Regions from separate parts of the Homo sapiens genome. Here region 2 is linked to region 1. The links are chromatin loops, found by intact Hi-C in ENCODE. Cell type or tissue: ascending aorta. All regions are shown on one strand. Links, peaks and the distances in the headings refer to the core of each region. The heading gives the core; the rest is flanking DNA. Region 1 overlaps NCKAP1 (NCK associated protein 1). Region 2 holds the start of FRZB (frizzled related protein).

Region 1 (2,914 bases), core at 291-2,790:
CAATCCCCCACCTCGGCCTCCCAAAGTGCTGGATTACAGGCATGAGCCACCACGCCTGGCTGAAAGCTTGAGTTCTTAACCAATGGGTAATATTGCCTCTCCTTAAATCTTTGATTATACTAAGCTTTTAGTCACACTGACTCTTGCTATTTATTCACTCAGCAAAATACTATTAAGTTTGTGGAAATTAACTTGTTCTATATATTTGCTCAATTTTCAGTAAATCAGATTAACCACATTTAGAACTCTATGTGCTACATCTGAACTGTAAGCTACTTACCACTACCGTCTATCATTTTCTTAAGAAACTAAAAATTGGCCAGGCACGGTGGCTCATGCCTGTAATCCCAGCACTTTGGGAGGCCGAGGTGGGTGGATCTCTTGAGGTCAGGAGTTCGAGACCAGCCTGGCCAACACGGTGAAACACCGTCTCTACTAAAAATACAAAAATAAGCCAGGCTTGGTGGTGCGTGCCTGTAGTCCCAGCTACTTCGGAGGTGGAAGTTGCAGTGAGTTGAGATTGTGCCACTGTACTGCAGCCTGGGCAACACAGTGAGACTCCATCTCAAAAAAAAAAAAAAAACAAACAAACAAAAACTAAAATATCAAGACTCAAGTAACCACCAAAAAGCTTTTACGAAGAAAATGTTTATTTTAAAACATGATTTCTCTATTCTGCTTGTAAGTTCAAAAGTTTTGGTGGCCCAAGTTCAAATTCTTTCAAAAACTACATAGTTATTATATATACAGATTCGTTTAATATAAATCACCGTAGCTGTAGGATATTTCTAAAAGGCTAATAAAAAGGTATTTAAAATGTTGTTGCTTCAGTTCCTTTACATCTTTACTGAAACATTAAGCATTCTGAAGGCATTTTTCATTCAACTTAGAGGGCATAAGATAATTTAAAAGATTACCTAAGAAAAAGCAATAAGCCCAGTAATTTTTGTATTATAATCTATGGAAAGCAAATACATTCAAACCGCAAGTGTGAACAAATTGTTAACTTTGGCTGGAATTTTGAAGCTGGTATTTCAAAGAAAACATCATGATTCAATACTATGAAGGCCTGACCACAAGCCAAAGACTCTGAGGTTCTGTCCCCTTTACCAAGTCAATTCACCTATTTTCGCTTTCCATTTTCTCACCTACAAAATAGAGAAAACTAAACTAAGATGCCATAAAAAGGCCTTGCTAGCTATTTAATTTTCATTTTCATATTAGTACTTTCATGTTGGATTAAAATAATTAACATTGTAGGCTTGTTGCTCATATCCCTGAAATGTTTTTCAGGAATTAATGTTTAAAAGCTAAAATTAATAAAGACTATATTACCTTAAGTTCAGCAACTTGTGATGAAATATGCCACATAAGGCTTTCACTTAGAAACTTCATACCATATGGGCCTAGTAGTTCTGATAATGACCTCATTTCTGAAAGAAAACATACTTAATTTTATACTTCCGACAGAGCAAATACTTTAAGAAAATGAACATTAACACAATACAACATCTCATTATAAAAACTAATGTAAAATCCTGATAAAAGTCTCTAGAGTGAAAGAGAGAATACAAAATGCAAAAGTAATTCTAAGATACAATATGCAGTTACGCATATAATTGAATGAAATAGTCACAACAGAATCAAAAGTCTAAAGAATCAAGACACTAGCAAAAGAATTAAGTGTTCTTCATTCTCTAAACTGTGGTATAGTACTATTCACCTGATATGTCAGAATATTCCTCTGCATTGAATGTTAATTCATTTTCTGTAGGTAAGTTCACAAACGCTTTCATTGCAGGAAAATATGCTATATGGCCATTGCTGACTTGTCGTAACAAAGTTTCCAAATACCTAAGGAGAAACGTAAACTTATAACCGGAAGAAACTGCTTAATTCAGAATGTATCATGATATACATTCCTGCATATAATTTTAAGTTGACTGATAATATGAATAAGTACTTATTCACAAAAAAATTAATTTTCCTAAGTACTTCATTACAAATTTTCCGCTACTACAAATTTCTAAATGCATTCCTTACCAATTTGTGTATAGACTTGTAATGGTTGGCTCTCCATGACTGTCTAAATGTTGTGTTTGTTGAAGAAGCACATTATTAAATACTCTTGTAATATCAATCTGCACATAGTTTTCTATTGACTGGAGTACGGTCATGTATGCTCTTACACTTGTTAGAAGTTCTGAAGGTTTTGCAATTTCCTGTGTGGCTTGATTATACATAGTCATCCCAACAATTGACCTGGGAAGAAGGGATAGAAGAATAAGAAAAGCCTCTGACTTTTCCATTCATGTAAAATAAACCACTCAACCTACTGTTATCTAATATTAAACAAGCAATAAAATTAACTTTAAAAATAATTTATTACAAAGCTGTAAAATTACTGTCATTATCTTCCCAGGAAACAGCGTAAAAAAAGAATGAAGGCCGGGCATGGTGGTTCACGCCTATTGTAATCCCAGCATTTTGGGAGGACGAGGCGGGCAGATGACTTGAAGTCAGGAGTTCGAGACCATCCTGGCCAACATGGTGAATCCTTGTCTCCACTAAAAATACAAAAATTAGCTGGGCCTGGCACATGCCTGTAATCCTGGCTACTTGGGAGGTTGAGACAGGAGAATCGCTTGAACCCAGCAGGCAGAGGTTGCAGTGAGCTGAGATTGCACCACTGCACTCCAGCCTGGGCAACAGAGTGAGACTGTCTTAAAAAAAAAAGAAAAAAGAAAACTTAAAAACTACAACGAAATGTGAATAAAATGATTAAAAACATTCTAAGTATACCAGTAACAAAAGTGATTTAAGTATAAAGAGGGTTTTACAAATTGCTTTAACATGGTAAGTTGTTTGTAGCAAGGACAGTGAACTATTTAGTCTACAGCTTGAATTTATTTGA
Region 2 (2,914 bases), core at 244-2,743, 86 kb before region 1:
AAACTGGATCTTGAGCAAACACATACCCCTAACATCTGTCGGTTAGAGTAAGGTTATTGAAATTATCTTGGCATTTTTAATTAGAAGAAAATGGGGCTTCAGTTTTCTGTTTCCTCCACACAATCTTAACAAGCATCTAAGACACTAAAGATACAGAAACCTGATGACTGAGATTGCCTGAGAATCAGCAAAGAAAACCCAATGATTATAAACACATTTTAAAAGAAAAAGAGCATCACTTTACAAAATGTGGCTACTTGCACATGTAAGGAGTTGAAGTGAAGGATTCCTGTGGAGTAGAAGTGTGATGGGTTTGGAATGCATGGATTGTTTTAGAAAGATCGCCTATTGGAACACAGTGCCAGAGTGCATCAGTTTGGAAGGTGATAAGGTGAGGGTTTTTTTGTTTTTGTTTTTGAAAAAAGAAGAAAGAAGAAGAAGGGTCTTTGATAGAGGAGCAGTTATGGGAGAGATTAAGTGATCCGAAGAGAAAAAAATTAGAGAGTAAAGGCTAGTAACAAGGACTCCAAGAATTGAGGAGGCTGTAGGGTAAGGGAAGGGTGGGCCGTGTCAAAACTCACCAGCTCCGTCCGCAGTAACGATGGCCTCGGGAGAGATGCACACGCCCCTGTCGTACACTGGCAGCTCCTCGCAGGCCAGGTTCTCCGGCCACGAGTGGCGGTACTTGATGAGTATGGGCTCACAGCCCTGCCGGGCCCGCTCGCACACAGACTTACAGGGCTTGATGGGCTCGTGCTGGAAGTCAATGGTGCAGATGGGCGCGTACATGGCACAGAGGAAGAAGAGCAGATCGGGGCTGCAGTGGGTGCCCAGCAGACCTTCGAACTGCTCGATGGCCAGGATGGCGTTGGCCTGAGTGCTGTGGTGCAGGTGGTTGGGCATCTTAGTCATGTTCCAGGGCAGGGACTTGCACAGGGGGATGCGGACGGGCTCACAGGCTGCAGCCCGAGCCCCGGGCACCCGGAGCAGGCAGAGAGCAGCCAGGGCAAGCAGCCCGGCCCGCAGCAGCAGCATCCCTCCCGGGCTGCCGCAGACCATGATCCCGGCAGGATGGGGCAGGGTGCAGCCGCGCAGTGGACGCCAAAAGGCCCGCTCCGCCGTCTCCGCCTCCCCCGCTGCAAGTGGACACAAGGATCTGGGAGCTTCTCCTCCCCCGGCAATCACCGCTTCCTTGGATCAAATTCCCCCAATGGGGTCCCACGAGCTTTACCGAGCTCCAGCCACCGCCCCTGCCGCCCAGGCTGCTCTTTCCCAACGTCTAAGCCTTCGGAAGCAGCAACATCTATTTATTCCTCTCCCTCTGGCAGAAGCATCAGACTTCGCAGATCAGTCAGATAAGAGGGACACGAGAGGAGGCGAGGAAGACATAAAAACAAAAGTAGAATTCAGCTGAGAGCTAGTTGGAGCTCTGGGGTGTCTCCTCCCCTAGATCACGCACACAAAAAGATGCTAAAGAAAGCATTAAATTCCCCAAAGTGAGGAGGACAGAGGGGTTGGGGGGAAGGAGGGAGGAAAAGCTCCTAATGGGAGAGAAGGGTGCAGTAAGAGTTTACAAGTCCTGTGTGGGCTAAGAGCTGCGGCCGCCGCTGCGGCTGCGACCCTGGCTGGCAGGAGGGACGCTCAGGAGGAGCCCCGCAGGGACGTCTGTGCCTCTGCCCGGGCGGCTCTGCACTTTCCTACCTCCCGCCTGAGAGGGAGCTCCGCCCCTGGGGCAGTCTCTGCCCTCCAGTGCCGGCTGCTCTTCCCGAGAATGGAGTGGGCGCCCGGGGAAGAGAAGGCCTGGGAGTCGCAGGCGGTGGGGTGCGAAGCCGTGCGAGTGCGAGACCCCAAGACAGCGCCGAGTCGAGCGCGCCCTCACACTAGGGAACCCGTCTTTGGCCCCAGAAACGAGCCCCTAGCCCCTCACTGAAGAGCCCACCCCAATTCCCTACGGAAAAGTCCCCCTAGTTCCCCACTTGGGAACCCACCCGAGACCCTCCTTCCTGGAGGTATTTCCTTTAAGCAAACTACAGCTTTTCCTCTGCAATCACTGGCTCTGCAGAAAGTCAGACCTGGTGGGGGGAAAGGCTTAAGCAATGTCACTTTGTCCAAGTAGCGGAAAACACAGACCCCTGCGAGCAACGGTGGAGCCATATCAACCCAGAGCTAGTGACTACAGAGGTCTCCATTTTCAATAACTGCGGGGGAGGAGGTGGGGGGAGGATTGCCTTTAAAAAAAAAAAAAAAGAGAGAGAGAAACAAAGAAATGCTGTTCATGACTACAAATAGGCCACCAGAAGCAAGGAAAAGGGGTTTTTTCCTTCTATTCCCGCCCCCCCCACCTAGTGGAATTAGAACTCTTGAGCTTTGCTCCTTAAGGGTTAACGTGGAAACTAACAGCTCTAATACACTTGGACTTTTTTTTTCTGATTTTGCTCACGGATAACATGGCAGATATTATTTGTTATTCTCAGCAACAATTCTGCCCGACACTTAAAAAAAAAGTGTAGGAAAACGACATCACGCAGGTAATAATGATGATTATAACAACAATCAAAACCTTTCCATCCAGATGAGTTCAATCTGGAGGAGAAAATGGAAAACAGATCCCCTCCTGGTCTGCTTCTTCCACTAATGAGCTCCCTCTTCCCCCCACCCCCGCCCCACTCTACCCTTTCAGCTTATATTGTAAATGGAATGACCTGCAGAGGCCTTCACACTATGCCCTCTCAATGGGAAATCACTGAGCAAAAGGATTGCCGAATGTCAGAAAACACAGCCTTCATTGAGAGGAGAAGGAAACAAAACCTGAAACAAAACAGGAAGTCACCTTTGCTCTGCATCACTGAAATATTTCTCTGCTTCAATTTAGCCATCTCTCACCGTCCATAACAAGCAGAGAAATATGTCCCCA

What was found. Peaks named below come from ENCODE experiments on the same cell type or tissue, not always from the same donor. Only the 100,000 strongest peaks of a DNase experiment are listed, where the experiment ranks them.
Region 2: it touches region 1 in a loop (2.0-fold over the local background); 2 of 110 quality-filtered maps call a loop at or near these places.

Annotation. Positions count from the first base shown.
Region 1 is chr2:182,951,070-182,953,983 of GRCh38, forward strand. NCKAP1 (NCK associated protein 1) reads right to left here. Exons shown (of 31, transcript NM_013436.5): 21 at 2,044-2,262; 22 at 1,724-1,854; 23 at 1,336-1,433. Among named protein-coding and RNA genes, the nearest start is that of FRZB, 86 kb to the left of the region's middle. In ascending aorta, for the core only: no CTCF peak of the experiment used is centred there; no DNase peak of the experiment used is centred there; H3K27ac peaks cover 1,068 bases.
Region 2 is chr2:182,865,494-182,868,407 of GRCh38, forward strand. FRZB (frizzled related protein) reads right to left here and starts at 1,144. Exons shown (of 6, transcript NM_001463.4): 1 at 582-1,144. The coding sequence starts at 1,059. RefSeq lists an enhancer at 307-1,275. In ascending aorta, for the core only: a CTCF peak has its summit at 1,715 (motif pointing left); DNase peaks (open chromatin) are centred at 708, 1,188 and 1,728; H3K4me3 peaks cover 1,991 bases; H3K27ac peaks cover 2,126 bases.